Regions from separate parts of the Homo sapiens genome. Here regions 1, 2 and 4 are each linked to region 3. The links are chromatin contacts, found by Hi-C or POLR2A ChIA-PET in ENCODE. All regions are on one chromosome and are shown on one strand. The core of a region is the stretch at or near the end of the contact, and the rest is flanking DNA. Distances in the headings are between cores, read along the strand shown. Region 1 overlaps ADGRG7 (adhesion G protein-coupled receptor G7). Region 2 overlaps ABI3BP (ABI family member 3 binding protein). Region 3 overlaps SENP7 (SUMO specific peptidase 7). Region 4 holds the start of TMEM45A (transmembrane protein 45A).

Region 1 (4,607 bases), core at 1,701-4,200, 730 kb after region 3:
CGCGTGACAAGAACCCAGCTTTTAGCTGAACAAAGGAGAAAATCCTATAACACTGACAGCTTTTCCTTTTGTGCTCCTGGAGTTCTGAGCCACTGTGTAAAAAGCCCAGCCACCTCGCTGAAAAAAAAAAAAATTGCATGAAAGTCCTCTGAGACTGTATGGAGAGGGAGAAAGATGCAGCTGCCCCAGCATCCTAGGTGAACCTCCAGATGACTCTGGCCCAGCCGCCATCTGACTGCAAGACTCCAGCAAGACCAGTAGAAAAATTACCCAGCTGAACCCAGACAAGCCACAAAATCATTAGAAATAATATGTGTTTCTATCCACTGAGTTTTGGGGCAGTTTTTTTAATATAACATGAGGTAATAAGTTCTACTGTAGATTTGCAAGCTTATGTGAAGGCCATCTGTAGAAGAGGCCCTATATGGAGTTTTAAAATTTTTATAATAGAAAACTCTGCACATTAGTAGATGAACTCATGTTTAAATGTAGAGAAAAAGTCTCTTGAGTTTTAAAATGTAATTTATATTTAAAAGTCACTTATACATTTTAAAATAAGGCCAAATACAATTTTTTAATAATTTCCCATAACAGTGTAACAGCTTTAAAACAAAATTAGGTAATATTCAGCTTACTTTACGTTTAAAGAATGAAGCTTACATGAAGATTTAAATTAGGTAAAAATATTTTTAATTTGTTTCATGGCCTATTGTTACTGATGCTATTCTTTATAATTTAAGTAGACTAATGATTACTGCTTTTTTAAATGGTTTATACATAACAATATTTCACATATCTTTTCTGCAAGACTTTTCAGAACCTTATTTTCATCAAGAATCTCCCTTGGACTAATGTTTCAAGGACCACATTTTGGGAAATGCTTGCTGATTGTCAGATGGTCAAGATGTCCTGAACCACATTTTGAATGTAAATCATTCCGAAGGACTATCCCTTTATTGGAAGATATAATTTCTGGGTGTACAACCAAGTGCTCTTTAAAATTGCCTTTTTTTCCCTTCTCATGCTTACCTAATGTCTTTGCTCTAAAAGAGCAGCTGTTTCTCTTATTTTGTCTGCAGGCCGGCCTTGTTTACCAGCAATTTTCAGAAGGCAGTATGAGTGAATGTGTATGAGTGTGTGTGTGTGTATGTGTGTATATGGTGTGGTGTGTGTGTATGTATGGTGTGGTGTGTGTAGTTCATGTATATATTCTGTGCTAGCCCACATGTATATCTTCAGATTGGCAGAGAATGCAAGATTTCTCTTAATAAAGTTGATTTCAGAAGTAAAATGTGATATTCTTTTTTGTACATGTATTATTTTCCTTATTGCTTAAAGGCAGATATATCCTTATATCCCCTTAAAGGCATGTTACACTTTCATGTACACTATGGCAGACAGTTCCTCGCCAATAAAAGTTATAAAATCTCTACTCACTACCATCTAAAGCCTTCTGGATTTTTCAGACTGCAAGACCTCTTGGAATACCATTTCCCAGGTTTATTACTATGCCTAAAGTTCTAACCTTCAAATGCCTCTCTATTCTTAATAACTCATAATTTGATGAAGTCTATTTGCCCATTATGTATTCTTTATGTTTTTACGATGTTTCATCATGACCTCGCTTGATCTTTGGATTCCCACACTGAACAAAAAAGCTTTCATTCAAACAGAACTCAGTCCATCTGCTTGACATTTTAGTTGAGATTTCTGGACAATTCAAAATTTCATTAAATCTATTGAGAGGTTTAATGACCAGAACTGCAAAAAGTACTCAGAAGAATCTTTTTATATAAAAGTAAGATTAGAGTCTAGTTTTTATCTAATTTTATCAATTATAATCCACAGGAAGAAGAGGTGATTTTCAAATAGCCTGGCCCTTCTTATAGATTATTACTATATAGATGCTCCTCAACTTACAATGAGATTGCATCACAACAAACCCATCGAAAACTAAAAATATCATTTCACCTTACCATATTTTCAATTTACAATGGGTTTATTGGGACATAACCCTATCATAAATCAAGAAACATCCTGAATGCTATCACTTTTGCAACATCTTAAAGCTGAAAAATCGTAAGTTGAACCATGGTCAGTAGGGGACTGTTTGTATTCTGTGCATTATTATTATATGGGAACCTGTCCAAGAACAAAGAAAATTTTATAATTCAGGATTTTAAAATCAATAAAATTTTGTCTTTATTTTTGTTTTGTTTTTTCTCTCTTTAAAAAAAAAAATTTGTTTGAGATGTGATCTTGCTGTATTGCCCAGGCTTGTCTCAAACTCCTGGGCTCAAGCAATCCTCCTGCCTTGGCCTCCCAAAGTGCTGGAATTATAGGTGTGAGCCTCCATGCCTGGTGTTTATTTTTATTTTTGTTTCCTGATGAATTTTAGTGGTATCTTTGGTTGCATAATTGTGCTAGAAAACATATTGATGAAAGAGGAAAAAAATCTGATGACAAATGAAAAGAGTGAGGTTTTGGCAAAGAAACTAGTTATGCAGCAACTATGACTCATCCCTATGGGACCAAATAATTGTCAGTACAACTGTGGTGATGGTAGAAATACAAATAATGAGACAAATTTAAGAGGCATTTAATTTTACATGACAAACATGTAATTTTCCTTCAAGGCACTTACCACAATTTGTAATATTCAGTTGTGTAGATATTTTTATAATGTCTGCCTTTTCCCCCCAACAGTGTATATTTCATGAGAGATGGGAGATTATCTGTCTGTTCATAGTTTTGTATTCAGCTCCTTACAACATAAGCACTCACTATAAAACTTTTAAATGAATGGCAAGAGACTCATTTAATGTGAAAAGGGGAAGAAAAGGAATCGAAAACAATTCTGGCTCTTTGGAGAAATGGCTGGTTCAGGTATGAGGCAGAGAAAGTGAAAGATGATCATTTTGCTTTTGATTGAAATAAGGAAGTGACTAAAGACTGAGACGTGGCAAAACAACATGAAGGGGCTCCCTCTGGCTACACTGGGAAGTATGCTTTTTACAAAAGAGTATAGCAAACAAATATAGAAAGAGTGATAGCCTAGAAAAATCACCATTTTTCAACCACTTAATGTAATAATTTGTTCCAGTAAGGATGAGTAACAAGATCATTAAGTAAAAGATTTTTGGGAAACAGGATATCATGCAGCCTCAAAGTGGCACCCCACGAGTCATCTATTATTTACACAGGGAAAAAATGTGGAAATCTGGCAGACATCACTTTAAACGAGGAATCAAACTTACAGCCAACAATAATGGGACATACTGATACGCACTTCTTGTTGTGTCACACTAAAAAAAATTCCATGATTGCAGTATTCCCACCAAAAATAATTAACCTGCATCTCTTCATGAGGAAAATTTCAGACAAATCTTCATTGTGGAACATTTTTCAAAGTAACTGGCCTGGATGCTTGAAAAATTTCAATGTCATGAAAGACCAAACAAACATGAAATGTGAAGTTGACAGAGGAAACACACAGTAAACGGAGTAAATTAATAAATGAACAAGCTTCTAAAAGACCGCAGGCAGTTAAAAAAATGTAGCATGTGACAAAAAATAATGAATGGGATACAAAATTGGACCTCAAATGAAGGGGTCAAGGTGGAGAGAAGTATTTGTTTATAGGTCATTATTTAAAATTAGAATTTAATGTATGGGATTCAAAAACTTTCACCATTTGAAAACTATATTTTTGAAAAACGTTTCACCATTTGAAAGCTTGATATATTTTTTAAATTACTTTTTTAAAAAATTGCTGTTTGCAATGTCTCTTTCCTTAACAAATACAAATTGCTAGGCATGGTTCTATTCAACACTGAGGAATTATAGCATTAATGAGCTGCAGGACCACATAAATTTTACATGACAAACTTGTAAATAAGTGGCATATAATTTTCTTTCAAGGCACTTGCCACAATTTGTAATTACGTATTTATTTGTGTGTATTTCTTAGCCTTTCCAGGCCTAAATGTCCTCCTCTGTAAAATAAGTACCTCTCTGAGTTCTTGCCTAGTTCAAAGACACTACTCATGAGAATTCTCAGAGTAAATTATATCAAGATAGCAATTTCTCTTCTGAAAAGAGCCTGCTTCTGCTCTTACCTGGTGACAATCTGAAATATAACTGTGAGAGCCAGACCAGTAACAGACAGTGCACATCCAACGTTGGATAATATGTCAAGTGATTTGGGATATTGATAATCCTTTTTGAAAGTCTGAAAAACAAGGTAAGACTCATATTTTTAATTAGTCATCCCTGAAGTGTTAATGAAAGTCAACATCACAGAGTTACATGGGTCAAAATAACCAGACAGTTGCCAGATATATCTTCCTTTTGTAAAGCTCATGATATATTTAAAAGCGAAATACATTAACCCCTTATTGCTGAGCAGTTTACCTGAAGTATACAGGCTTGAGAATAATTATCTAACTAATTCAGTTAAGGAAAAATATACAGTCATGTCTTGGTATTTGCAGGGGGACTGGTTTCAGAACAACTTGCAGATGCCAAAAGCCATGGATACTCAAGTCCTGCAGTTGGTCCTGTGCAACCTGCTGATGTGGAAAGCTGACCTGCATATACCAGTTTTG
Region 2 (4,051 bases), core at 197-2,696, 620 kb after region 3:
GTTTTTGGAGGGGATTTACACCTACCCAGGTAGAATCAGGCATGGCATTCTGTGAGGCTTTATTTACCTGGCTTGTCCTAGATGGGGCCAAAAGGCTTGACAGCATTTGTCATCTGGACTGCATTCCATTTAGATATTCATTTTGATGTGGTAGGTCTTATAGTTCTTTAATTTTCATCAGAAATATATGTACAGTTTTAAAATTAAATTATCACAAAAGCATCTCCTCCCTGTTGCTAAATTTGGTTCCCCAGATGCAAATTTTTTTTTTACCATTTTGTCCATTACTTCTGTCAATTAAATCCCTATGTCTAGACTGACCTTTTCACAAGATGCTCAAATACTCCAGTCATTTCTTTGTTCTATTTGTTGTATGTTTTTAATGGCAACATCTCTTTTGGAATTCCTATACATCCTTTGCCTCTGTTTTGAATCCCAATTCCTGCATCACAAGACTTCTTCCTTGTTTACTCCATTACTTTGTAGCACTAAAGAAATAAATCTTGAGGAAAAGTTATAAAAGGCAATATTTTTGAGTCCTCACATGTTTTAAAAGTTGTTTTACTTTGATACTATTCTTTAGCTGGACATATTAGGATATAATGAAGACTTTTGAAGGAATTGTTCTATTTTCTAACTTCCAGTGTTACTGTTAAAAAGTCAAATGTCATCCTGATTCTGGATCCCTTGAACGGGACCTATTTTCTTCTCAGTTTTGAGGACTTGTCTTTATCACCCCAGTACTCTGAAATTTTGTAACTCATGTTTTAGTCCTTTTTCTTTTATTCATTTTGCTGGGCAGAGTAGGTCTTTTCAATCTGGAAACTCTTGTCTTTCAGTACTGGGAAATTTATTACAAAGTTTCTAGGATAATTTTCTATCTCCTTTCCTTTCTTTCTTCTACAATTCCTACTAGTTGGGTACCATATTCTCTGGAATAATTCTCCAACTTTCTTTTCTCTCATTTTTTCATCTCTTTGACTTTTTGTTCTAGTATTTGTGAAATGTCCTCAACTTTATCTTCCAAAACTTCTATTTGAAGTTTCTTACTTCAAATAACTGTTTCCTGAAACTTTAAATTTTATTTTCTATGTACAATCAATATTGAGACATTTCTCTTAGACCTATGATGTCATTCATCTGTGACAAAATGTGCTTCTTCAGAAAAAATTTTACCAACACAAATAATTTTTGTTATATAGGGTTTAATCAGGCCAAAACAAAAATGTGCCTTTCAGTTCCCATGTTAATTAAATTTAGTGCAAAATAATTTCTTTGAAACTTGTCAAATATCACAAAATATTGGCCAAAAAAAAAAAAAAAAACCCAAAAAGTAGCTTGTATATGTGGCATGCTGAAAATGGAGCTTAAGTGTACGTAACTGTGAAATAAAAAGACATGGAGACAATTCCAGCAATCAGACTTGGCCAAAGCACAGGGCTTTTGGCAATGGCCTGGAACGAATGTGGAATGCACTGCCCATTTGAATCAAAGTCCAGATGGCTATGATTTCTTTTTTTCCATTTTCAGTTCACTGTAGTTCTATGGGCTTTTTTGTTTTGTTTTGTTTTCAGGCCTCTTAGCAAAAATTTAATCTCTGGAAAATATTTCATGTGAAAATACCCCATGTGTGTGTGATTTCTGTAGGTGACAAAGGTGTTTTTGTATCAACAATCTCTCATTGCAAATGACAATGACAAAGGCATGTGCCACCATGCCCAGCTAATTTTTGTATTTTTAGTAGAGACAGGGTTTCTCCATGTTGGTCAGGCTGGTCTCAAACTCAGGACCTCATGTGATCTGCCTGCCTCGGCCTCCCGAAGTGCTGGGATTACAGGCACGAGCCACCGCACCTGGCCAGTTTTAAAGTTTTGAAAAGCAAAAATAGTAACAGTACAAGTGTTTTGAGCCTCATTGCTCTCAGCTGAAAATTAGGATAAGATTTATCTCATCAGGGTTTACATGTGTTGTATTGCTTTATATATGTAGAATGTCTAATGCATCTGATACATAGTAAGCATTCAGAAAATGGTTGCCATTGTTGTAGCACTAGAATCTGTTCTTAGATACTAGCAATGTTAACACAATACCTCAGTGATCAAGAAACTGACTCAAATTTTTTTTCCTGCTCATTTAGTACCATCCGTACCAAACTGACAGCTGTCATCCATTTTTCACTTGTTTATAAAATATCTATCTTTTGTGCATTCTGCATTCTTATTTAATTATAAACTTCTCAAAGACGAAATTTATCTCCCAAAAGCCTTGAGCAAATCTGAAACTCTCAAAATATTATTAGCTGACTCAGGTTGACTTTTGAATTCAATGTTCTTTCACTGCCAAGTCCACTTGCTGCTGAAGGGAAATCTTAATTTCAGGCAAATGGCAAATTGCTTTACTGTTTACATTTCTTTAAAAGATTTGCTTTGCTTACATATTTTATGAATAAAAATTGCTAATACTGCACAATAATTTGAAGAATAATTCTTAAGGATACAATCAACGGAACTTATAATTCCAAGGGACCTAGGGTTGTTTGGGGGTTTTGTTTAACAAAAGGTTAAGGGACTGGCCGATATGAATTTGGGGTATGGAGGGAGAGAAATGCCTGTGTTTGTGTTCCTGCTCTTTGTAAGGCAACATTACCATGCCTCTTTTCTGGAGACATCATAGAATCCTGTGATCCACAGAAGACCCAAGTTCCAGGCGATACAACTAGGAAGTCCTTGCAAAGAAACATTTATGTGTATCTATTCCCATAGCTTAGTCTACAGTTAAACAGACTAACTATAGCTTAGTCTAGTAGTTCTCAAACTTCAGTGGGCACATGACTCACCTAGGGAAGTTATAAATTCTTACCTGAATCTCCTCAAAAATTGCTTCAATACCTAGAGTAGGACAAGACACTTTCACCACTGCCACCCTATGATGTGATTCTGACATAAGTAGTTCAAACTCCACAGTGAGAAAGATGGCCTAAGTCCAGGGTTATACTCAGGGTTGGGATAACAGAAAATAAAATGGAATCTTGCCACTTCTTGGCCCCAGGAAGTAGCTGAGACATCTTAAAGAAACAGGCTCCTTGTTACTGGAATTAGCCTTTGTCTACCATATACCACTTTCTTATATGTTTATTAACCTGCCAAGTCATTTGTACTAATTGGGAGATTTTTAAAGACAACCATCTTTTTTATTAACTTAATGCTTACTCAAACATTAGACAAGCTGTTCAGATAGTAAAACTAAGAAATCATTTTTCTTTCCTCAACCTGCTTCTGGAACATATGTTACCATTCACTGTCATAATTTCAAAGGGATGTCAGTATAGTGGATGTCCGTATAATAGGGCAATGTTGCCTCCTAGCCCTCAAGAATGTATTACAAGTATTTTTTTATTTTCCCCTAAACAGTTATGAATTCCAGGTGAAACCCAAAAACCCGCTTGGTGAAGGCCCGGTCAGCAACACAGTGGCATTCAGTACTGAATCAGGTAATTACATCAACAGTAATTCCCAAAAAGGATGTAAAAGGGCCACAGTGGAGCAATGTTTTGCGTAGGAAGTTTGTTTGAAACCCACTACATGTACTGTTTCTTGAATTTCTAAAAACCCATTTGTGGGAAAAAGCAAACTGATGAAGGTTTAGAGAAACACCATGCATATTTTTCCTCACTTAAAGACACATCAGTTTAATTTAAAAAGCATAATGAATCTATACTCTTCCAAAAAGCTAGTCAATGAATCCTCTCCTGCATGTCTAGAATGAAAATACCAGTGAGTACATCCACAAAGGGAACCCATGATAGTTTAATAACAGCTGTCAAACTTCCCAATTAGACCTTACAATCTCCAATTCCTTAATGAGATACATCTGCACATACAGCATTAATATTTGCATAATTTTTATACCAACTGTAGTTCATGGCATCTTGGTGATTTTTACCATGAAGTTTTTCTATCAAACTAAAAGCAGCAGCTTTTGAAATTCAAGTGAAAGCTGGAACAGCGACAAATGTTCCTAAGTACTCAAATTACATGTAACAGATACAGCT
Region 3 (3,985 bases), core at 1,281-3,780:
ATATTTATTAAGAACTCCCTTTTAGGTCAGACTGAGCAGAATGTTTTAGTATTTTTAAATTTTACTTCCCATTGGGATTTTTAGAAATACTTTATAACTGCTAATGTAAAGAAGTCTAATTTAATTTCCAAATAATATATACCGAATTGTATTAGAAAATAGGCTTGGGTGTGGTGACTCATACCTGTAATCTCAGTGCTTTGGGAGGCCAAGATAGGAGGATGGCTTGAGGTCAGGAGTTCAAGATCAGCCTGGGAAGCATAGCAAGACCCTGTCTCTACAAAAAACTTTTAAAAAAAGAATTAGTCAGGTGCAGTACTGTGTGCCTGTAGTCCTATCTACTAAGAAAGCTGAAGCTGGAAGGTTGCTTGAGCCCAGGAGTTAGAGGTTACAATGAGCGATGATCAAGCCACTGCACTCCAGCATGGGTGACAGAGTGAGACCCTGTACCTAAAAATAAAAAAAAGAAGAAAAATATTTCATAAAATTATGTTTTACAAAAGTAATAAAGGTTTTATTGTAGCTAGCCACTCAGCAGGGATTGGTAATTAGCCTTGAGTGAAAGGGATCAAATTGCTATTTTAAATTGCAAGACTCTAATATAGACTTCCAACAGAGGGAGCCCAAAGCTTTTAAATGGAAGTGGAGGAGGTTTCATTTTTATTAATGTATTCCAGCTCTGTCATAGTTTCCTATATTCATGTCAGTTGATTTTCTTTTTAAGCTTTCCTTTGGTAATTTGGTAATGACAATAATCCACATAAACACTAAAGAAGATACTCTATTTTGAGATCATTTTCCCCTGTTAACTTAAAATTTCTCTTCTATGTTTTATGTCATAAATTTTCTTCTGACTAGCAATTTGAAAAACACTGATACAAATAGTGCATATATCCTAAGTTCAACTCCTTTATGCTAGAAACATTAGTCAGTTTTGAATAAAATTACTAATAATGATACTCATTTGCACGGTTAACTCTTGAACATTTGCATTATATGGTTATCACTCTTTTCAAAATAATATTTCATTATTATCTATATGTAATTTATGTAAACATTTAAACTTTTTCCTAATTTGAACAATAATGCATATTTATATTAAGAGATATATAGAAAAGTATGAAATTGATATTACCCATAATCCATTCCTCAATAATAAGCATTGATAATATTTTGATATGCTTTCATCTAAATATTTTTCTGGATTAAATGATTATAATCATGAAAAATAGTGTTATTTTTATTCATTTCACACTATCCTCTTTTGATATTAATCTTTACTTTAGGCCTATGAGATAGATAGGAGAGCAGTTAATATTTCTATTTTATAAATGTGGAAACTTTTTGAGGTTCAAAGAGATTAAGTGGCAGAGGTAGAACTATAACACAGGTCTAATATATATGAGATGCATTTAAGTTAAAAAACATAATGTTAAAATAAACACCCAAATGTTCACCTTCTATTAAAAAATAGACTATTATCAGCATCACCGAAGCCTTCTGTGTTCCCCACTTTGCCCATTCTGTCCCATTCCCATGCATTCGCCTTAGAATTAACCACTTTTCTGAATTTTAAGTTTTATATAATTGTGAACTTTAGAAAAATGATTCAGGTTACTGAACAATATGTATTACATGGCATGCATTTTTTTTGCCTAACATTTTTGTGAGATTCATTCATGTTGATGCATAGAGCTAGAGATCATCCAGTTTTACTTATGTATTTATTGTATTAATATTAAAAATAGATCTACCTACTTTTTATTGATGGAGTTTGGATTGTATCCAGTTTTTTTTCTCTCATAAACAATGCTCCTTTGGACATTTTCATTTTATATGTGTTGCCAGTAAATAGTATGTATCTGGATACTTCTCTTTTTACATTCAGTCTACATTTATTTTTAACTATAAGGCATAGTCTGTTTATATTTTATACTACTATTTTTCTTTATGCTTTTTATTTGGTCTGCTTGACTTTTTTTCCTTTCTTGTATTTTTTTTTTTTTTAGAGATAGGTCTTGCTATGTTGCCCAGGCTGGAGTGCAGTGGCTATTTACAGGCATGATTATAGTGCACTACAGCCTTGAACTCCTGGCCTCAAGTCAGCCTTCGAAGTAGCACACTATAGGTGTGCACCACTGTGCCCCACCCATTCTTGTATTTTAAAAATTAGTTATGTTTTGTTTTGTGTGTGTGTGTGGGGGGGGGGGCGGTGGTTTGCTTTACGTTCTAGAAGATTTAGACTCTTTCTATTTTTAAATAGTTTTCTATAAATTATAATATACTTGATAGACCTATCAAAGTCCAAAGTTAATTAGTATCTGTGTTCTCATTTTGAATAATAGGGACTTTAATCTATTTTAAGTACATTCACATTATTGTACAACCATTACCACCATTCATTTTCAGAACTTTTTTCATTTTTACCAAACTGAAACTCTGTATCTATGAAACAGGAACTCCTCATTCCTCTCTCCCCCTAAACCCTGACAGCCACCATTCTACTTTCAGTTTCTATGATTTATTTCATGACCCTAAGTACCTTAAATAAGTGGAATCACAGTATTTGTCCTTTGCTAACTGACTTATCTCGCTTAGCATAGTGTCTTAAAAGTTCATCTATGTTGCAGCATGTGTCAGAATGTTCTTCCTTTTTAAGGCTGACTATATTCCATTTTATGTATCAACTAAATTTTGTTCTATTCATCTGTTGATAGATAGTGGTGTTGCTTCTACATTTTGGCTATTGTGTGTAATGCCATTATGAACATGGGTGTTCAGTGTGTGTTTGTATCTCTCCTTTAAGTTCTTTTGGGTATATATCCAGAAGTAGAAGTGCTGGATCATATGGCAATCTATTTTTAGCTTTTTGAGGAAACATCATACTATTATTCATAGTGGCTGCACCATGTTACATTGCCACCAGCAGTGCACAAGGGTTCCAGTTACTCCATATCTCGCCAATACTTGTTTTCGTTTTTTTGATAATAACCATCCTAATGCATGTGAGGTGGAATCTCATTGTGATTTTGATTTTCATTTTCCTAATGAATAGTGATATTGAACATCTTTTCGTGTTGTTGGCCATTTATATGTCTTCTTTAGAGAAATGTTTATTCAAGTACTTTGCCTGCTTTTGAATTGGATTTTTTTTGTAAGTTGTAGGATTTCTTTATATATTCTGGATACTGATCCCTTAATAGATATGGGATTTGCAAATATTTCGTCTCATTCTGTGGGTTGCCTTTTTACTCTGATGAAGTCTACGTAATCTGTTTCTTTAGTTGACTGTGCTTTTGTTGTCATATTCAGAAATGTTAACAAATCTAATGTGAAGATTTTCCCCTATGTTTTCTTCCAAGAATTTTCAAAATAGCTTTATGCCTTATGCTTAGGTCTCTGATCCATTTTGTGTTAATTATTGTATATGGTGTTAGGTAAGGGTACAGATTCATTGTTTTGCATGTGGCTATTCAGTTTTTCCAGCATCATTTGTTGAAAAGGCTGCCCTTTCCTCATTGAATGGTCTTGGTACCCTTGTTGAAAATCATTTGACCATGTATTTGAGGGTTTATTTCTGGGATCTCTATTCTGTTCTGTTGGTTTATGTGTCTGTTTTTATACTAGTACCACACTGTTTTGATTACCGTAGCTTTACAGAAAGTTTTGAAATCAGAGAGTATTAATCCTGCAACTTTGTACTTTATTTATTTATTGGTAGGTTTTTTTTCTCTGAACACTTAAAAGATTTCACTCCACAGTGTTCTTACTTGCATGGTTTCTGAGAAATGAGATACAATTCTTGTCTTTGTTTTTCTATAGTTAAGGGCTTATTTTTTTCTGGATTTTATTAACTGTTTTTAAATCTTTGATTTTTTTGCAGTTTAATATGATATGCCTAGGTGTTATTTTTTGGGCATTTATTCTCTTTGGTGTTCTCTGAACTTGCCAGTCTGTGATTTGGTGTCTGACATTAATTTGGGGA
Region 4 (4,555 bases), core at 9-2,508, 890 kb after region 3:
ATCTGTAATCCCAGCTACTTGGGAGGCTGAGTCAGGAGAATCACTTGAACCCGGGAGGCAGAGGTTCCAGTAAGCCGAGATCGTGCCATTGCACTCCAGCCTTGGCGACAAGAGTGAGACTCTGTCTCAAAAACAAACAAACAAACTACAACAACAACAAAATATATAGCGTATATAGAGTATACTATATAGCATACATAGAGCATATACACCATATAGCATAGTGTATACATAGCATGTATATAGTATATATACCATACTATATAGTGCATATATACTATATAGTATATATATACAATTATAAGTTTATGAACACACAAGTGGTCTGTCACATGTTTGTTTGTTTTTAACAATTATAAAGGAATTCAGGTCTCCCACTATGGATAGGAGAATACCGAAAAGATATATATTTGGCTTGCAACTACCTCCAGATTTAAGTGAAAAATCCAGCAACTACCTGCATAACCCAGGTTTTACGTAATTTATATTAGACATCCTATTAACAGAAGCAAACGTGTTAATTCTGAAAAGATCAGATAATTTTCTCAATCTCCCATCAAAACAGTCCCAGAGTTGGGGATAAAAAACGATTTTGGCTTTACAAATACCCACAGTATTTTCACAGAAAGAAAATAGAGAAATAAATTTATCAATAGATTCAATTTTGGAGTTAGAGGTTTACAACAGAATATCAGTCACATTGCTGCTCCCAGGATATTTAAAACTAGCTCACCAAAAAAAAAAAAAAAAAAAAAAGAATAGCAAACCAAAAAAATTAAATTAAAATGTTAGTGAAACGGAAGAGAAGGGAGCGAAGGGTCCAGTTTGTCGCAGCAAGTGTTACTTTTCTCCCCTTGATGAAGAGAAAGCTGGTGAGAACAGTAAAAAGACACAGGATAGAGATCACGGCAAGAGAAATATGATATCCAGCACGTATCCAAAACTTACCCAACTTGGTCTGTTTACTCAACACTTTATTTTTCCCACTTTGCCAGCTTAAAATCAGACAGCGGCTGGGCTTTTGTTGTTGCTGTTTCTGTTCTTTTGATCCCAGAGCCCCATGAAAATTAAACCGTGTGTTGGATGGGATCTGGCCACGTCTCGCATTGGGTGGGGGGAGGAATTTTTAAACTTGGGTCCCTAGTCGCTTCTTTGGGAAAACGAATAAATAATAAGTGGCGAGAAGGAGAGGACGTGGGGGACGTGCTCGGCTGACGTCGGCCCGCGAGGAGGCCGCACAGCTGTCCAGATGTGCTTCATCTGTTCCCCCCGCGGGGCACGGGCCTCGGCGGCCGCGGCTGGCACAAGCCCCAGCTCATTGGTGGCCGCAGCTCTTCACTTGCTGCCGATTGGCCGGGCGGCCCGCCACTCCGGAGGGCCTCGGGCCCGCCCCTCTCTCAGGCCCGCTGGCTGCATCCTAAGGGAATGTGGAAGTGCAGCGCCGTCGCTGATGTGGCACTCGGCGGCTGCGCGGCCGGGACGGCTCGGGGCAGAGAGGGAGGTTGCCTACTCCCAGGTCTTGCCCCTGCCCCGGCCCTGTTATGCCCCTCCTTTTAGACAGACCGCTTTGTTTAAACAGGATGATTTGTAGCCGTTTGGAGGCTGAAAATAAGGCGGATGATTTGTAGCCGTTTGGGGGCTGAAAATAAGACGCGCCTGGTGCTTGGAGTGGAAGAGGCTGGGGCTCCGGGCTGCCCACGCCCCCAAAGGGCGTTCAGGCCACGCCTTGGGATTCCTCTCTCTTCACTTTCTCCAGGGAGCAAATAATAGGGCCCAAGAGCCTGCTCCCTGGGGACGGTATTCTTTCTTTCGGTGGAGGGAAAACCTTAATGAACCCTTCGTTGAAGTCCTTATTAACCAGAATTGAAGTTGTTCCTGCGGAGATGACCAGGACTGGGTATGAGAGTGGTTTGGCAGACCTGCTTGGTTTTTTGTATTGAGTGATGGTCGTTGTAGGGAACCGAGAAATACTGCTTTGTTGTGTGAGAATTGAGAAAGGACTGCGCCAAACGTTGCTTTGAACTTGGGAAAGCAGTTGGAGGGTTAACCAGTTTTTTGATTAGTGAGTTAGAAGGAGAGGAGGAAAGAAGAGATCTGCAAATCAATTGCCATTATAATTTGTGCATATTGACAGAACCGTTCCCTCATTGAAATATTAAGTGGGCAAGAGCCACACTCACTGGGCTGCACGCCAGGGAAGGCACCAGACCCCGCATTAAACAGTTTTTACCTGCATTATCACATTTAATTCTTACAACTACCTTATAAAATAGATATTAAAATAATCTCCAAGACCCAGCACCTATCCCAGCCTACCACAGATGTCTCCAAACATATGTTTGCAGCACTCCATCATAGATACATAAACTCATCTGCAATTTGCCATCCCTGCAGGGGTCAGAATTTATTATGAGTGTCCAAAGCTTTCACTACAATGATAATGTCTTGTTTGTTGGTGTATTTGTCATCTATTGCTGCGCAACAGATTCCCACAAACTTAGTGCTTTGTACAACACATGTATATCACTGCACAGTTTCTGAAGGTTGGAAGTCCAGGCATGGCCAAACTAGATCCTCTGCTTATGCTCTCACAAGGGTGCAATCAAGGTGTCAGCCGGGCTGCATTGTCATCTGCAGGCTCTACTGGAGAAGAATCATTTCCAAGCTTTCTCAGGTCATTGACAGAATTCATTTCTTTGCAGCTCTAGGACTGACTCCCCAGTTTCTTTCTAGATGTGAGCTAGAGGCTGCCCTTAGCTCCGAAAGACTGCTCTTAGGCTCCCAATGGCCATCCACGGTTCTGAAAAGCCAGAGAATAGAGATCACAGGGGCCACCTACAAGTCTGTCTGCCACAATTGGATAGTCAGACACCTCAATTTCAATGGACCTGACTGCAATGTTATCATAACTCTGTAAGACCCCCACAAATGCAGGAGCCTGCTCAGCAAGTAAAGTGGCACTACATGAGTGCAACCACAACACTCCAATCCTTCTGGCAGTCAAGGAAACCCACAAAGGAGCAACATTTGAATGTAGCCCTTGAAAGTAATGTGTCATGTGTTCAGCTTTCTGAATCATTTGTAATCTCACAATGCTGCACTTTTTATCACAGAAGCCGCTCAACAGTGGGCTGATAGTCAAGGTATTGATTAACCCTCCACACTCATTACCATCAACAGGCATCTGATATTGACCAAAAATCACTAAAAAAAAAAAAAAAAAAAAAAAAAAAGAATCCTTCTGCTCTCAGGAAGATGGAGTGGACATCAGTATTCCATTTCTCCTGCTAAGCACAACAAAAAATCCTGGACTTCATATATTTTCCAACATTGGAAACTCCAAGAGGTTGAGAGAAGAAGACAGATGAGCTAGAAATCTCAGAACCCAAGGAATGACATGATGCTGAGTTCCCTGGGCTTGCTTTCTGTTGTTTCTTTGCCCCAAACTTGGAGCTGAAGAAGCCAGCAACCCAAAAATGACAACAGGCACAGACAAAAAAGTCTCAACGAACCCTGCTCTCTCTAGTCAAGGACCAGGAAATGGGAAGCCTAGAAAGACAGAAAAACTTTTAGGCAGTAATGGCTCTACTTCAGCCAAACACCACAGGAAAAACCCTGGCCCCACTCACTCCTACATGAACAGAGGCTGAGTAGAAATCCTAGACTCCCGCCTTTTCCAGGCTGTAACAAGGTGAAGATGCAGAAATCTTTAACAACGTATTACCAAACAGAATTCAGCAATATATAAAAATAATTATACACCACAACATAGTGGAGTTTTTTTCAGGGATGCAAAATCAAAATTCTAAAGTCAATCAACCCAGGCGTGGTGCCTCATGCCTGTAATCCCAGCACTTTGGGAGACCAAGTCCAGCGAATCCTTTGAGCCCAGAAGTTTGAGACCAGCCTGGGCAACAGGACACAACCCCATCTCTACACAAAATATGAAAATTAGCCCAGCATGGTGTCACACACCTGTAGTCTCAGGTACAGGTGGGACTGAGGTGGGAGGATCACCTGAGCCTGGGGGGTTGAGACTGCAGTTGCCACTGCACTCTAGATGGGGCAACAGAGTGAAACTCTGTCTCAAAAAAAAAAAAAAAAACAAATGTCGATCAATGCAATTCCTGATATGAACAAGCTAAAGAAAAGAAAAATCGCATGAATATATCAATCAATGTAGAACAAGCACTTGACAAAATTCAGCACCATAAAAACGCTCAGAAAAAGAAGAATAGAAGGGAATTTCCACACTTGATAAAGAACACCTACCAAAGTACCTACAGCTGACCTTATACTGAATGTGAAAGACTGGATGCTTTCCATACATACTTTGTAATTCTATTTGTGCAACATCCTTCAAGTTACAAAATTATACAAATAAAGAGCAGATAAGTGGTTGCCAGGTATTAAGGAGATGGTGGAGTAGGAGGCAAGTAGGCTTGGCTATGAAAGAACAACATGAGGGATCTTTGTGGTGATGGAAATTTTTATTAATAGCTTGACTGTATCCATGGGATATTGTTGAGATATTGAGATAATGTAATTCTGCAGA

What was found. A loop is a pair of places that touch in the nucleus more often than their neighbours do. ChIA-PET counts read pairs that join two places held with the same protein, here RNA polymerase II (POLR2A). Pooled maps may share reads with other maps.
Region 1: a pooled map shows a loop between it and region 3 (23-fold over the local background). The contact joins two enhancer-like sites. A Hi-C loop is called at or near these places in 6 of 37 single-sample maps with no recorded cell type and 11 of 50 pooled maps. POLR2A ChIA-PET finds 5 or more read pairs at or near these places in 1 of 52 experiments (activated T-cell).
Region 2: a loop to region 3 is called in a map of PC-3, with 7 times the contacts of the local background. The contact joins two enhancer-like sites. A Hi-C loop is called at or near these places in 7 of 168 maps with a recorded cell type or tissue (CD4-positive, alpha-beta T cell, Caco-2, PC-3 and 4 more), 4 of 37 single-sample maps with no recorded cell type and 1 of 50 pooled maps. POLR2A ChIA-PET finds 5 or more read pairs at or near these places in 1 of 52 experiments (activated B cell).
Region 4: a map with no recorded cell type shows a loop between it and region 3 (4-fold over the local background). The contact joins the promoter of TMEM45A here to the enhancer-like site in region 3. A Hi-C loop is called at or near these places in 4 of 37 single-sample maps with no recorded cell type and 5 of 50 pooled maps.

What each region holds. Positions count from the first base shown.
Region 1 is chr3:100,649,319-100,653,925 of GRCh38, reverse strand. It overlaps ADGRG7 (adhesion G protein-coupled receptor G7), which reads right to left. Exons shown (of 16, transcript NM_032787.3): 11 at 4,119-4,231. Among named protein-coding and RNA genes, the nearest start is that of ADGRG7, 42 kb to the right of the region's middle. RefSeq lists an enhancer at 2,891-2,940. Within about 2 kb of position 2,950, at least 7 of the 41 ENCODE cell types and tissues checked have a DNase peak (open chromatin) inside an H3K27ac peak, as active enhancers do.
Region 2 is chr3:100,754,051-100,758,101 of GRCh38, reverse strand. ABI3BP (ABI family member 3 binding protein) reads left to right here. Exons shown (of 68, transcript NM_001375547.2): 64 at 3,411-3,490. Among named protein-coding and RNA genes, the nearest start is that of TFG, 47 kb to the right of the region's middle. Within about 2 kb of position 1,446, at least 3 of the 41 ENCODE cell types and tissues checked have a DNase peak (open chromatin) inside an H3K27ac peak, as active enhancers do.
Region 3 is chr3:101,378,661-101,382,645 of GRCh38, reverse strand. The region is part of intron 6 of SENP7 (SUMO specific peptidase 7); the gene reads left to right. Among named protein-coding and RNA genes, the nearest start is that of IMPG2, 60 kb to the right of the region's middle. Within about 2 kb of position 2,530, at least 3 of the 41 ENCODE cell types and tissues checked have a DNase peak (open chromatin) inside an H3K27ac peak, as active enhancers do.
Region 4 is chr3:100,489,322-100,493,876 of GRCh38, reverse strand. It overlaps TMEM45A (transmembrane protein 45A), which reads right to left and starts at 1,258. Exons shown (of 6, transcript NM_018004.3): 1 at 949-1,258. RefSeq lists a silencer at 1,241-1,540.